2 separate regions of the Homo sapiens genome follow, and region 2 is linked to region 1. A link is a loop called in an ENCODE intact Hi-C map of the cell type or tissue named here. Cell type or tissue: heart left ventricle. All regions are shown on one strand.

Region 1 (8,000 bases):
CAAGCTGTATTTTGTTTTGTTTTGTTTTGTTTTGTTTTAATTTTTGAGACAAGGTCTCACTCTGTCACCCACACTGGAGTGCAGTGGCGCAACCTCAGCTCACTGCAACCTCCACCTTCTGGGCTCTAGTTATTCTCCTACCTCAGCCTCCTGAGTAGCTGGGACTACAGGTGCATGCCACCATGCCTAGCTAATGTTTTGTATTTTGGTAGAGATGGGGTTTTGCTATGTTGCTCAGGCTGGTCTTGAGCTCCTGAGCTCAAGCAATCCACCCGCCTCAGCCTCCCAAAGTGCTGGGATTACAGGCATGAGCCATAGCACCTGGCCCATAAGCTGGTTTTTAAACGTAGTCATTATTAAAAAAAAAAAAAAGAGAGAGCTTATAATTAAGTATTGTGTTAAAATATGAAGGTACTAAATACCTAAAGCATCATTCCTATTTTACTGTGTTCTACTCCCACATTTGCTCTGATGTTACTTACATCTGTTCTGCCCCTATGGTGGGAATACAATATAATGACGTGCTACTGTGCCCAACTCAGCTCCCTGTTCAGTGACCTCACGTCGGCAACCTGAAATTGGCCATGGTGGAAGAATTTACACCACAGAAAGCAGCAAATGTGACAAATCAGGGTTTCTTTTGTTTTGTTTTGTTTGTTCCAAGAAACTTTGTTACGCATTTCCCAACGCACTGCCAGATATTGGCATATCCCTTGTGGGATATGTGGAGTGGGATGAATAGCAGTTAGTCTGGTGAATAGCAGGAGACCTTCCCAGCAGAGTGGATGGTCTGCACAGACACTTGGAGGTAGCAAAAGGCATGAGCCAGGGCCAGCCTGAGACTGTTAAGAGGACCTGGGTACTGCCCAGGTGTCAAAGAAAATGAGGACCGAGGGCAGGCGCCATGGTCCGTACCTATAATCCCAACACTTTGGGAGGTCGAGGTGGGAGGATCGCTTGAGGCCAGGAGTTCGAGACCAGCCTGGGCAACAAAGCGAGACCCCCATCTCTACAAAAGTTAAAATAGGTCACAGTGGCTCACACCTGTAATCCCAGCACTTTAAGAGGCTGAGGTGGAAGGATCACTTGAGGCCAGAAGTTCAAGACAAGCCTGGGTAACACAGCAAGACCCCATCTCTAAAAAGTAAAAATATCTCTTGAATGAATGAGTGAGTGAGTAATGTTACTAGATGAGACCAAAGAATCGCCTTCTCAGGATGTTTTTTGTTTTTTTGTTTGTTTGTTTTGGTTTGGTTTGGTTTGGTTTTTTTGAGATGGAGTCTCGGTCTGTCACCCACGCTAGAGTGCAGTGGCACGATCTCAGCTCACTGCAACCTCTGCCTCCTGGGTTCACGCCATTCTCCTGCCTCAGCCCCCCGAGTATCTGAGACTACAGGCGCCCGCCACCATGCCCGGCTAATTTTTTGTATTTTTAGTAGAAACAGGGTTTCACCATATTAGCCAGGATGGTCTCGATCTCCTGACCTCATGATCCGCCCGCCTCAGCCTCCCAAAGTGCTGGGATTACAGGCATGAGCCACCGCGCCCGGCCAGGATGTTTTTAAGGACAGGTGAAAGTCCTCCTAATTTTATTTGAGGAGAGGAAGGTCTTCCTCATCTCCTTTGAGGTTGGTTCTCTTTGGATGAGGCAGGTGGAGGCTACGATGAAATTTCATCTTGGCCCCCAATCATACAGGACCCCTGTCGGCATCAAGTTCCCCAGAATTAAGACCCAGAACTGAGAGTTATCCCAAGGCCCATGGGGTCATAAACAGCCAGGAATGAAAAAAAATTTATTGGTGCCAAACTGTAGAGAAAAAAAATGCAAAGTCAAGATGAATACACTTGATGAAACTCAAATTGAAGCCCTTGTGTTATCATTTATTATTTATATATATGCATTATATTGGATGTGGAATGGGGTGCATTTCTGTATATTTAACGTTTTATGTAATGGGTGCTCCAAAACTAAAGGAGCCCAGGAGGCTCTTAAAATAGCCCGCTTCCTGTTAGCCAGCAAACTTTCATGTCTTTTCCTTTCTTTTCTTTTCTTTTTTTTTTTTTTCTGAGACAGGATGTCACTCTGTCTCCCAGGCTGGTGTGCAGTGGCACAATCATAGCTCACTGCAGCCTTGAACTCCTGGGCACACCACAATTCCTGGCTTATTTTTTAATTTTTTTGCAGAGACGGGGGGGGTGGGTCTCATTATGTTGCCTAGGCTGGTCTCGAACTCTTGGCTTCAAGCAATCCTGTCATTTCAGCCTCCCAAGTAGCTGGGACTACAGATGCAAGCCACTGCCCAGCTTATTTATTATTGTGACAGAGTCTCACTCTGTTGCTCAGGCTGGAGAGCAGAGGCATGATCATAGCCACTGCAGCCTCAACCTCTTGGGCTCAAGGGATCCTCCTGCCTCAGCCTCCTTGAATAGCTGGGACTACAGGCACATACCACCATGCCTAATTTTTTTTTATTTTTTTGTGCAGACAAGGGTCTCTCTATGTTGCCCAGGCTGGTCTTGAACTCTTGGCCTCAAGCAATCCTCCTGCTTCAGCCCCCTAAGTGCTGGGATTACAGGTGCGAGCCACCATGCACAGCCAGTCTGTGGCTTTCTAGCCATGACAAGGAAGTCCTGACGAGATAATATAGCCATCTCCTCACCCTCCTGTATGGCCATCTCATGGTGAAGAAAGCTGTTATCCCAGCAAGTGGCCACAAAAGCTTGGACGGAGCTCCTTCTCAAGTAAAAGACTATAACTAGTTTTCAATGAGAAGCTTTCTTTTTCTTTTTCTTTTCTTTTTTTTTTTTTTTTTTTTGAGACAGAGTCTTGCTCTGTCACCCAGGCTGGAGTGTACAGTGGCGCGCGATCTTGGCTCACTGCAACCTCCCCCCTTCCAGTTTCAAGTGATCCTCCTGCCTCAGCCTCCCGAGTAGCTGGGACTACAGGCACCCACCACCACACTCTGCTATTTTTGTATTTTTTTTAGTAGAGATGGGGTTTCACCATGTTGGCCAGGCTGGTCTCGAACTCCTGATCTCAGGTGATCCGCCCCCCTCGGCCTCCCAAAGAGCTGGGATTATAAGCATGAGCCACTGCACCCGGCCAGATTTATTTTTTAATGGACCACACTCTGCTTCTGCTCCTTGCATTTCAGTGAGTTCCACGGCACCGTTTCCATGATATCACGACTGATCCATGCAGGATCACGGCTAATAAATGGCTCTAAAACAACCTGTGAAGACATAACCATTAAGTGTGCCAGGTACCAATCTGCAATTCCACATGCTGCACATACAGCTCTGAAGCGCACGCTCCCCACAAGCCCGCCGTGGCTTTCTCAGAGGATCGGGCATATGGAACCATAATGGAGCATAAATTTACAGCAACAGAGATGGACGAGGGAGATTAAAGCTTCATCTGTAAGGACATACTGCATGGCAAAAAAAAAAAAAAGAAAAAAGAAAGAAAGAAAAAAGAAAACAACAGTTATTGTAGTTTCTGCTTTGTAGTATAATGAGAAACTCAGTCGCTTTTGATAGAGTGTGGGCTCCCTCTGCTGCTTGCAGGAGACACCAGGACTCCGGGCATTTGGGGTTCCTTGGAGATCAGCGCAGAGGAGGTGGCCTGAAGTGGGAAGAGAAAGATGGGGCTGAGCGTTGCAGACGGACCGACTGGTTCTGCAGGCTCTGACCCTGTGGGCTTCTCAGAGTAATTATGCTGCTGCTGCACCAAGAAGCAAGAAATGGAAATAACAGAAAAACGCAAAGAAACTGTAAGATGCACTGGCCAGATCACCTGTGTGCACAGAGGAATGCATCACGGAAGCAATGCAGCCTGCCCAGAGCAGCTTCTCCTTCCCTCCCTCCCTCCCTTCCTGTTTAAATTTTTGCAGAGATGGGGTCTCGTTATGTTGCCCAGGCTGGTCTGGAACTCCTGGCTTAAAGCAATCCTCCCGCCTCAGCCTCTCGAGTAGCTGGGACTACAAGTGCAAGCCACTGCTCTTCCTTCCTTCCTTCCTTCCTTCTTTCCCTTCCTCCCTTCCTTTCTTCTCCTTTCGTCCCTCCCTCCCTTCCTTCCTTTTCCCTCCATCCCTGCCTCCCTCCTTCCCTCCCTTCCTACCTACCAACCTTCCTTCCTTCCTCCTTCCTTGTTTCCTCCCTCCTTCCCTCCCTCCCTCATTCATTTCCCAGTCACAAGGTAGGACTGCACTTCCCCACCCGCTTTGATGTTAGGCATAGTCACATGATTCACTTTGGCCAACACAATATAAAGAAAAATGATGGGTATCATCTCTGGCTGGAAACTTAAAGGGACAGGTCGGGTGCGGTGGCTCATGGCTGTAATCCTAGCACTTTGGGAGGCCAAGGCGGGTGGATGACTTGAGGTCAGGAGTTCGAGACCAGCCTGGCCAACATGGTGAAACCCCATCTCTACTAAAAATACAAAAATTAGCTGGGTGCAGTGACACGTGCCTGTAATCCCAGCTACTCAGGAGGCTGAGGCAGGAGAATCGCTTGAACCCAGGAGGCAGAGGATGCAGTGAGCTGAGATTGAGAGGTGACAGCATGCTGGCAGTCCTCAGAGCCCTCGCTTGCTCTCGGAGCCTCCTCTGCCTGGGTTCCCACTTTGGCGGCACTTGAGGGGCCCTTCGGCCCGCCGCTGCACTGTGAGAGCCCCTTTCTGGGCTGGCCAAGGCCAGAGCCAGCTCCCTCAGTTTGCAGGGAGGTGTGGAGGGAGAGGCGCGAGCAGGAACCGGGGCTGCGCGCAGCGCTTGCGGGCCAGCTGGAGTTCTGGGTGGGCGTGGGCTTGGCGGGCCCCGCACTCGGAGCAGCCGGCCAGCCCTGCCGGCCCCGGGCAATGAGGGACTTAGCACCCGGGCCAGTGGCTGCGGAGGGTGTACTGGGTCCCCCAGCAGTGCCGGCCCACCGGCGCGGTGCTCGGGACCTGCAGTCTTAGCTGCCTTCCCACGGGGCAGGGCTCGGGACCTGCAGCCTGCCATGTCTGAGCCTCCCACCCCCTCCATGGGCTCCTGTGAGCCCGAGTCTCCCGGACGAGCACCACCCACTGCTCCAGGGCGCCCAGTCCCATCGACCACCCAAGGGCTGAGGAATGTGAGCGCACAGCGCAGGACTGGCAGGCAGCTCCACCTGCAGCCCCGGTGAGGGATCCACTGGGTGAAGCCAGCTGGGCTCCTGAGTCTGGTGGGGACGTGGAGAGTCTTTATATCTAGCTCAGGGATTGTAAATACACCAATCAGCACCCTGTGTTTAGCTCAAGGTTTGTGAGTGCACCAATCGACACTCTGTATCTGGCTGCTCTGGTGAGGACGTGGAGAACTTTTATGTCTAGCTCAGGGATTGTAAATACACCAATCGGCACTCTGTATCTAGCTCAAGGTTTGTAAACACACCAATCAGCACCCTGTGTTTAGCTCAAGGATTGTAAATACACCAATCGGCACTCTGTATCTAGCTCAAGGTTTGTAAACACACCAATCAGCACCCTGTGTTTAGCTCAAGGATTGTAAATACACCAATCGGCACTCTGTATCTAGCTCAAGGTTTGTAAACACACCAATCAGCACCCTGTGTTTAGCTCAAGGTTTGTGAATGCACCAATCGACACTCTGTATCTAGCTGCTCTGGTGGGGCCTTGGAGAACCTGTGTGTTGAAACTCTGTATCTAACTAATCTGATGGGGACGTGGAGAACCTTTGTATCTAGCTCAGGGATTGTAAACGCACCAATCAGCGCCCTGACAAAACAGGCCAGTCAGCTCTACCAATCAGCAGGATGTGGGTGGGGCCAGATAAGAGAATAAAAGCAGGCTGCCCGAGCCAGCATTGGCAACCCGCTGGAGTCCCCTTCCACAGTGTGGAAGCTTTGTTCTTTTGCTCTTTGCAATAAATTTTGCTACTGCTCACTCTTTGGGTTCACGCTGCTTTTATGAGCTGTAACACTCACCGCGAAGATCTGCAGCTTCACTCCTGAGCCTGGCGAGACCACGAGCCCACGGGGAGGAATGAACAACTCCAGACTCACTGCCTTAAGAGCTGTAACACATACCGCAAAGGTCTGCAGCTTCACTCCTGAGCCAGCGAGACCACAAACCCACCAGAAGGAAGAAACTCCGAACACATCTGAACATCAGAAGAGACAGACTCCAGACGCGCCACCTTAAGAGCTGTAACACTCACCGCGAGGGTCCGCGGCTTCATTCTTGAAGTCAGTGAGACCAAGAACCCACCAATTCCGGACACAAGATCACACCACTGCACTCCAGCCTGGGTGACAGACAAGATTCCGTCTCCAATTAAAAAAAAAAAAATTTAAAGGGACAGTGTGCAGTTCACTAGGTTATCTCTTCCCTGGTACTTGGTAGCATTGAGATGACAGCTGCTCTGTCAGCCTAGGTCTCAGAGTGAGAAAATGAGGTAGGAGGCAGAACAGACTCCAGAGTCGGGGCTTGGACACCAGACCAGATTGAAGACTAGCTAAAACAGGGATGTGCTGGAAGCTCCTTTCCATAAGACACGTCCACCAGTGCGTCATGTCAGTTTACCACTTCCATGGCAACACCCAAAAATTACTGCCCCTTTCCATGGCAATGACCCAACAACCTGGAAGTTACCACCCCTTTTCTAGAAATTTCTGCATAATCTGCCCCTTGATTTACATATAATTAAAAGTGAGTCTAAATGTGGCTGCAGCACTGCTTCTGAGCTGCTCCTCCAGGCACACTGCCTGTGGGGTGGTCCTGCTCCGCAAGGAACGGCCCCTCTGCTGCTGCTGCTGTGCATGAGTGCTTCAAGAGAAGTTGCTATCCGACACCACCAGCTTGTCCTGGAATTCTCTCCTGGGCAAAGCCAAGAAACCCTCCCAGGCTTAGCCCCAATTCTGGGGCCTGTCCTGCTAAGGAAGAAGGGAGGGTGAAAGAAAGAAAGAAATGTGTAATTAGTTTGTTAGGGATGCCATATAAAACTACCACAAACTGAGTGGCTTAGAACAAAAGAAAATTGCTGGCCATGCAGAAAGAAGTACTGCAGTAGCTGATGATAATAATTTTCCTTTCTGAAAATATCAGGCTGGGCATGCTGGCTTGTGCCTGTAATCCCAGCAGGGATTTGGGAGGGATTCGGGAGGCCAAAGTGGGAGGAAGGTTTGAGGCCAGGAGTTTGAGAGCAGCCTGGGCAACACGGCAAGACCCCATCTCTGCAAAATGTTTAGAGAGCTGGACATGATGGTGCGCACCTGTAGTCCCAACTCCTAGGGAGGCCAAGGCAGGAGGATCACTTGAGCCCAGGAGTTTAGAGTTCAGCCTTGGCAACAGAGTGAGACCCCATCTTTTTTAAAAAAAAAATATTGTCTCACAGTTCTGGAGGCTGGAAGTGTGGTATCAAGGTGTCAGCGGGGCCATACTCCCTCTGAAACCTGTAGGAAGAGGCTCCTTCCCCATCTCTTCCTAGCTACTTGTGGTTTGCTGGTAATCTCTGGCACTCCTTGGCTTATAGATACATCATTCCAATCATGTTCATCTTCCCCTGTGCATGTCTGTCTCTGCATCCAAATTTTCCCAATTTCCCTCCCTCCCCTCATCCCCCACCTTTCTTTCTTTTTTTTTTTTTTTTTTTTGGTCTGAGACACAGTCTCACTCTGTTGCCCAGGCTAGAGTGCAGTGGCACAATCTTGGCTCACTGCAACCTCTGCCTCCTGAGTTCAAGTGAATCTCCTGCCTCAGTCTCCCGAGTAGTTGGGATTACAGGTGTGCGCCACTATGCCTGGCTAATTTTTGTATTTTTAGTAGAAACAGGGTTTCACCATGTTGGCCAGGCTGGTCTCGAACTCCTGACCTCAGGTGATCCGCCCTCCTTGGCCTCCCAAAGTGCTGCGATTACAGGCGTGAGCAACCGTGCTTGGACCAAATATCCCCTTTATATAAGGACACCAGTCATACTGGATTAGGGCTCACCCCCAATGACCTCATTCTAACTTGATTACTT
Region 2 (8,000 bases), 280 kb before region 1:
CCGTCCCACTAGACCTCTATGAGCTCCTCTTATCTCACCTGAGAAAATCTTATACTCCTTCCTATTATTCCCCAGTTTTTAGTAAAGTTCGTTAAACACAAGTTTATGCTAGCAGGGCTTTGGGGAAATGAGAGGAAGCCTGTCCACTTTGCCCCATGTGTAAACTCCAGACCTCTCCCCATTTCTCAAAGCCTTCCAAGCATGAACTGAGTGTTTCACAAACTTTACGAAAGACTGGGGATAATAGGAGGGAACATACAGCAGAAGAGGAAAAATTTAACATTGGACACCAGATCTCTTGATTCCATCAGCCAAAATCTTTTCTCCAGGGATCCCTGATTCCCTGGAAGATGACACACTGCAGGGGTCCTCTGTAATCCTCTTTCTCCCCTCTACCCAAGTTTTGTCAGGGGGATTCAAAAGCAAACAAAACAAACAAACCAAAGATCTCTGTTAATATTGCGTGATCTCAGTGAGAGGAGGCCCTGTCTGAAGTCTGTGCATCTCAGTTACCCACCGTGCTTTGACCCCCAGTGCTTCAGGGCCCCTCACTGCTCTCTACCTCAAAGTTGCAGACACAAGCTGCTGGGAGTTCTCAATGGACACATAGAGTCTCTTCCCACTTCTCCAACCCCTCAGCTTCAGGCATCACTGGGTTGAATAAACCTTGGTCCTCTCGACTCCTTCCCACTACCTCTCTGCCCCGGGCTGCACTAGGCTCCCAAGTCAGACAGCCGGGGCTGCAGCCCCTATCCCTTGCAATGAGTCTTCTCCAGGGAGGGCCCTCATTTTGGGGTATCAAGAGTGTCCACAGCGTGGATGCAGTGAACAGGTAACACTTATACACTGCTGGTGGGAATGTAAACTAGTACAACCACTATTGAAAACAGTGTGGAGATTCCTTAAAGAACTAAAAATAGAACTACCATTTGATCCAGCAATCCCACTACTGGGTATCTACCCAGAGGAAAAGAAGTCTTTATATGAAAAAGATACTTGCACATGCATATTTATGGTGGCACAATTCACAGTTGCAAAAATGTGGAACCAGCCCAAATGCCCATCAATCAACAAGTGGACAAAGAAACTGTGAGATATAGATATATATAGATATAGATATAGATATATATAATGGAATACTACACAGCCATAAAAATGAATGAATTATGGCATTTGCAGCAACCTGGATGAGATTGGAGACTATTATTCTAAGTGAAGTCACTCAGGAATGGAAAACCAAACATCGTATGTTCTCACTCATAAGTGGGAGGGAGCTAAGCTATGAGGACAGGACACAAAGGTATAAGAATGACACAGTGGACTTTGGGGACTCAGGGGGAAAGGGTGGGAAGGGCGTGATGGATAAAAGACTACAAATTGAGTGCAGTGTATACTGCTCAAGCGATGGGTGCATCAAAATCTCACACATCTCCACTAAAGAACTTACTCATGTAACCAAACACCACCTGTTCCCCAATAAACAATAGAAAATTTTTTTTTTAAATTTTAAAGAGTGCCCACAGGACACACACATCTTATGCTTAGCCTTGAACATCCAATGCCCCTATTTCAATAACTACCCTGTTGATGTTTGCATTGCTATGGCTGTGTCCATTTTACCTCACAATCAATTTTAGATGATTGCAGAACCAAAGCAAATGATTTGCAGTAGGGTTTGGGGTTTAAAGGTTTGGTTTAAAGGTTTGGTTTGGTTTGGATAGAGCTATGCTCTATCGTTGGGTTTTCAATGAGTAGCTAGGTGACCTCAGGCAAGCTACAGCAGATTACCTTGAAGTTACTTCAGCAAGTTACCCCACTATGCCTCATTTTTCCCATCTGTAAAATAAGGATAATAACAGGATCATGGGGTGGGGTGAGGATTAAATGAGTTAATATGTGGGAAGGGTATATAATCGAACAGTGTCTGCAACAGAGTAAGTGCTATTTAAACGTTTGTTACATAAATTATGAACATTATATAAATTGTCTTCATGGACTTCAAAAGCAGGACATGACATACGGTGGGAAATTAGTTGAAGAAACCAAAACTTGTATACGTTCTTTTAGATACGCCACTTGTGTGAATATTTTTAATTCAGCTAAGGGGTAAATTATATAGATGTGCCCACAAGGTTGCTTTTAGCTTAGTCAACAAGAGCAGAAGCTTCAAGATGGCAAATAAAACAACATCCAAGACAACGTTGAAAGAAAGGTGAATGATATAATTGGGGTCAAGCCGTCTTCAATTGAGGGCACTCTCTTGGCTCCACTTCCCCTCACTGTAAGAAATACAGCTGGAGGGATAAATACAAGGACACAGGCCCCAAAGATGTCTGAGTGGCCAGAGAAGAGAGACCCCCAAGGCTGGCTTGCAGGCTGCGGGGCTGGGGGCGGAGGCGGGGGAAGGACCTTCCTCGGTGTCCTCTTATGAGGCAGAGGGGACCAGACTATCCATCACAGCATCATAATGCTTAAGTGGCATGAAGTCGTAAAGCCCACAACGAAGCAGGGATGCTCCACTGCCAGCGGAATCTCTCTCTCTCTCTCTCTCTCTCTCTCTCTCTCTCTCTCTCTCTCTCTCTCTCTTTTCCCTTCCCCCAGTCCCTCCCCAACCCAACAGTGGAGGCAGGAGGCCCTGAGCAGCCAGCCCTCCAGCTCAGTCACTGGTCAGAGGGATCTCCTGAGGATGGGCTCTCTGCCCTGCCCAACAAGGCTACAAAGTCCGGGAGAAAGCAACGTCATTCGTTCATTCATCCACTCATTCATTAATTATGTACTGAGTGCCTATCACGTGTCAGACCCTGCCCCAGGCATTGGAAACATCAGAGACTCAAACCAAAATGCAGTACAGGCCAGCTGTGGTGGCTCACGCCTGTAATCTCAACACTTTGAGAGACTAAGGTGGGAGGATCGCTTGAGCTCAGAAGTTCGAGACCAGCCTTGGCAACATAGTGAGACCTCATCTCTACAAAATATCAAAAAATTAGCCAGGTGTGGTGGTGCATACCTGTGGTCCCAGCAACTCAGGAGTCCGAGGCAGGAGGATCGCTTAAGCCCAGGAGGTCGAGGCTATGGTAAGCTGTGTTCACACCACTGCCCTCCAGCCTGGGCAACAGAGTGAAACCCTGTCTCAAAAAAAAAAAAAAAAAACTGTAGTACAACCGCATAGTGAAATATTATCCAGCCTGAACAGAAAGGAAATTCTGAAACATGCTACGATGTGGATAAACTTCAAGGACATTATACTAAGTGAAGTAAGCCAGGCACAAGAAGACAAATATTCTGTGATTCCACTTATATGAGGTCCCTACAGTAGTCAGTTCTATAGACAGAAATTGGAATGGTGGTTACCAGGAGCTGAAGGCGGGGTGAACAAAAAGTTACTGTTTAATGCAATGGTCCCCACCCCAACTTTTGTGGCACCAGGGACCAGTTTCATGAAAGACAATTTTTCCACTGATGGGGCAGAGTGTGTGAGGGGGGAGATGTTTCAGGACGAAATTCTTCCACCTCAAATCATCAGACATTAGTTAAATTCTCATAAGGAGCACACAACCTAGATCCCTCGCATGCACAGTTCACAACAGGGTTCACGCTCCTATAAGAATCTAATGCCACTGCTGATTTGACAGGAGGCAGAGCTCAGGCGATAATGCTCGCTCGCCTGCCTCTCATCTCCTGCTATGCGGCCCATTTCCTAACAGGCCACGGACTGATACCGATCTGCCACCCAGGGGTTGGGGACCCCGGTTTAATGGTACAGAGTTTCAGTTTTGCAAGATGAAAATAGTTTTGGAGATGATGGTGGTAATAGTTGCACATTGCATAACAATGTGAATATACCTAAGACCACTGCACTATACACTTAAATATTGTCAGGATGATAAATTTAGCGTTATGTGTATTTGACAACCTTTTAAAGCAAAACAACAATAATTATGATGAAAGAAGGTGGAGCTTGAGTAAGCACTTGAAGGAGGTGGTGCGATTAGCCAAGCAGTCCCCTGGGGTAACAGCAGACCAGGCAGACGGAAGCAAAAGGGAAGAAGGCACTGAAGTGGGACCATGTGCTTGATGTGGTGAAGCCACTGCATCCCCCCAGACTTCATGCCACGCTGGTGACATTTTATGCAGAGCACAGAGAGTTAGGAGAGAGAACAGCACTTTGTGCTCCACAAAGGAAGAAGGTCCTTGAGCTATAAGCCCCAGAGGCTCAGTGGACTATGTTGATTTCATCAGCTTTGGTGATAAATAAGCTTTGTCATTCCCCAGTCTGCTAATAATTGGGTCTCAGACAAATCAGTGATCAAACTTTAAAAGACAGTCTGTGAACCACTAAATCCCACAGAAGAACAATTGCACAAAAGTTTACTGTAGCCATATGAAGGGAATTTTTATGAACCTTTTAAATCTGCTGATATACTTGGGAAGCAAGCGCATCGGTGGTGCGTTTAAAAGTCTATGTGGAAGTAAACATTTTACGGCATGTTTGGGAGGAAGGGAAAAGTTAGCCAAGATTCATATTTTTCTAGGGCAAATGAGGTCATGCACTGGGTTGTGGCTGATCTTCCCTCCCATGGGATCCTGTAAAGATTCGTGAAGGCCCCAGACACTGCTGTTTTGCTACTCCCGGAGATTTGTGGGATTTGGGTTAAACGCAATAGTAAGCATTCTTCCTCAAGACAGTCCAGGAGGCAACAGCCAGAAGATGGCGCCGTAGCTACGGAAACGAAGACAACAGTGTCCATGCGTGCCCTCCCACAGCCTGAGGACTTGGGACCCAGGAACTGAGGCAGATGCATCCAGAACGAGGCTGGACCTTAATGCCCAACTGGGGTCTAAGCAGCGGTCCCCAAGCTTGGTTGGCACAGTGGCTCACACATGCAATCCCAGCACTTTGGGAGGCTGAGGTGGGAGGATCGCTGGAGCCCAGGAGTTCAAGACCTGACTGGGCAAGACCCGGGTCTAAGCAGAAGGCAAAAAGAGACCCCTTCTTCCTTCTCCTGATCCACAGCCCTGCCTGGAGCTTTCAGCAGAAGCGTAATAGGATACCAGAGTTGCTCTGTGTTTCTGTGTGGTCTCAGCGGGAAGGCAGTCCTTGTTCAAGTGGACATTCGCCATTTAGACTGTTAAAATTGCTTCTTCCTCTCAGATCCTGGTTTTCTTTAAGGCACTTGTGTCCCCTTGTCCGGGCTTGACCCATCAGGATCCTTAACCCAGGCCCTGGAGGGAGCCCTCTCATTGCAGTCCTGGTGTCTGGACTTGCGGCTACCACACCACATGATGTCTCAAGCCACCCTGCTTCCTCTGTTTTTCCCAAGCTTTGTTCTCTTGCCTCTCTTGAGTTGTCTGGTAACCTTCCAGTAAATTGCCAACGTGCTGGTACTCACTGGAATTTGTTGCAGTTGCCTGTCAGCGAAGAATCTTGATGGGTAAAGATGGGTATAGCTCCAGGATGTGCTACTAAGACAAGCATCAGAAGTACTTGCACCACACATCTCCAGGCAAACACTCTGCCTCCAGAGGTCCGTGATGGTTAATACTGTCAACTGGATTGGATTGAAGGATGCAAACTATTGTTCCTGGGTGTATATGTAAGGGTGTTGCCAGAGGAAATTAACATTTGAGTCAGTGGACTGGGAGAGGGAGACCACCCTCAATCTGAGTGGGCACCATCTAATCAACTGCCAGCGTGGCTAGGATAAAAGCAGGCAGAGAGACGTGGAAGGACTAGACTGGCTGAGTCTTCCAGCCTCCATCTTTCCCCTGTGCTGGATGCTTCCTTCCCTTGAATATCAGACTCCAAGTTCTTCAGCTTTTAGACCCTTGAACTCACACCAGTGGTTTGCCAGGGGCTTTCGGGGGCCTTCAGCCACAGACTGTTGGCTTCCCTACTTTTGAGGTTTGGGACTCAGGCTAGCTTCCTTGCTCCTCAGCTTGCAGACAGCCTATTGTGGGACTTCACCTTGTGATCAAGTAAGTCAATTCTCCTAATAAACTCTCCTTTATATATTCATCTATCCTGTTAGTCCTGTCCCTTGAGAGAACCCTGACTAATACAAGGTCCTACTGAAAAATGGCCTACTGAATGGCCTACTGAAAAATGGTCAAATAAAGCCATGAGGAACTATGATTTCATTATTTCAAAAGACAGAAATAATCCTTGGGATTCTAAGCCTTCACAGAGACAGAGGATAGACCCTATGCTCTTGCTAGGACCCTTTCCCAAGCAGGATTCTCAGGTTAGAAGTGTCAGGAGCCATCAAAACCAAAAGGCTACTGTGCAGAATCCTAGATTTACTTTTATTTTATTTTATTTTTATTTTATTTTAATTGTAGTAAAACATACATGACATACAACTTACCGTTTTAACTATTTTTTAAGTCTAAAAAATGGCATTAAGTACATTCATATTGTGTGCAACCATGACCACCATGCATCTCCAGGGTTCCTTTCATCTTCCGCAGTTGAAACTCTGCACCCACTAAACGCTAGTTCCTCATTCCTCTTCCCCATCTCCAGGCCTGGGCAACCACTATTCTACTTTCTGTCTCTATGTATTTGACTACTCCAGATACCTCATATAAGTGGAATCATATAGTATTTGTCTTTTTGTGACTGGATTATTTCACTTAGCAGAATGTCCTCAGGGTTCACTGATGTTGTAGTATGAGTCAAAATTTCCTTCCTTGGCTGGGCATGGTGGCTCATGCATGCAATCCCAGCACTTTGAGAGGTAGAGGAGGGAGGATAGCTTAAGCCCAGAAGTTTGAGACCAGCCTGGGCAAGATAGGGAGACCCCATCTCTACAAAAAGTAAAAAAATGAGGTGGGTGTGGTGGCGCATGCCTTTGGTCTTAGCTACTCAATAGGCTGAGGCAGAAGGATCTCTTGAGCCTGGGAGGTCAAGGCTGCAGTGAGCCATCATTGTGTCACTACACTCAGCCTGGGTCACAGAATGAGACCCTGTCCCCCCGACCCAAAAAAAAATCCTTTCTATTCCAAGCTGAATAATAATCCCTTGTACAGATATATCACATTTTGCTTGCTCATTCGTCTGTCAATGGACACTTGAGCCACTTCCACCTTTTGGCTATTAGGAAGAATGCTGCTGTGAACATGGGTGTACAAATATCTGCTTCAGGCCCTGTTTTCAGTTCTTTTGGCTGAATTTACTCTTGAAGGCAGCTGAATGTGAGTTGCACAGCCTTGCCATTTTACAGGCAATCTACTTGAATAATGTCTATCTGAGCACTTCTCATGTGCAGGGCACTATGACAGGCTCAAGGGACAACAAGATGGATCTACATGGGCATGGGTCCTTCCCCAGGCCCCACCACGAAGAGAAGAGTCTCCGGCACAGAAACGTCAGGAATGATGCTTACCCAGCTCCCACAGGATCCCAGACAGGAGTGCAAGTAGCTCCTCTAGGAGCTCTGAGAACAGAGGGGCTGGCATGAGCTGGCGGGGCACTGGGGATGGGCCATGAAGGGTGTCAGGACATGGAGCAGCAGGAACCACCCTTCTCGTGGTAAGAGCCTGATTGTCCCATTAGACAAGCTCCAAGATAGGCCTTTCAAAGGCTCTCACCTGGAGTGCCCAAGGAGGCTTCTGCCTTGCACCCTCATGGGCAAGGACTTTACATGTGGTCTTGAAGGCTGGCAGCAAACCTCCCAGTGGATGTGATCTTGGGTAAGTTACCTATCTCACGTTAAGTTGACTGAGCCTCTATCACCTCATCTGAAAGCTCATAGAGCGATTGTGAGAACTCAGTGAAATCATGCGTGTTAATATTTTAGCTCAGTGACTGGCCTTAGGAATGCCCTGACACAGCATTGACTATTTCTCTCTAACCTACTAGCTCCATCTGAGCGAGAATTCTGTTTTGCTCATCACTGTATCCCTGGGAACTAGCATAGTGCCCAACACTTAGTAGGTACATAGTAACTATTATCAAATTTTCTAATCTTCACATTTAAGCCACCAAAAAAAGGTAGGCA

The links. Hi-C counts contacts between places; a loop is a spot of excess contacts. Peaks named below come from ENCODE experiments on the same cell type or tissue, not always from the same donor. Only the 100,000 strongest peaks of a DNase experiment are listed, where the experiment ranks them.
Region 2: a loop joins it to region 1, with 6 times the contacts of the local background. A loop is called at or near these places in 46 of 110 quality-filtered maps.

The regions. Positions count from the first base shown.
Region 1 is chr19:32,566,854-32,574,853 of GRCh38, forward strand. No RefSeq gene overlaps it. Among named protein-coding and RNA genes, the nearest start is that of PDCD5, 10 kb to the right of the region's middle. In heart left ventricle, a CTCF peak has its summit at 3,558 (motif pointing left); no DNase peak of the experiment used is centred here; H3K27me3 peaks cover 3,063 bases.
Region 2 is chr19:32,283,265-32,291,264 of GRCh38, forward strand. No RefSeq gene overlaps it. Among named protein-coding and RNA genes, the nearest start is that of ZNF507, 58 kb to the right of the region's middle. In heart left ventricle, a CTCF peak has its summit at 4,707 (motif pointing right); a DNase peak (open chromatin) is centred at 4,737; H3K27ac peaks cover 422 bases; H3K27me3 peaks cover 770 bases.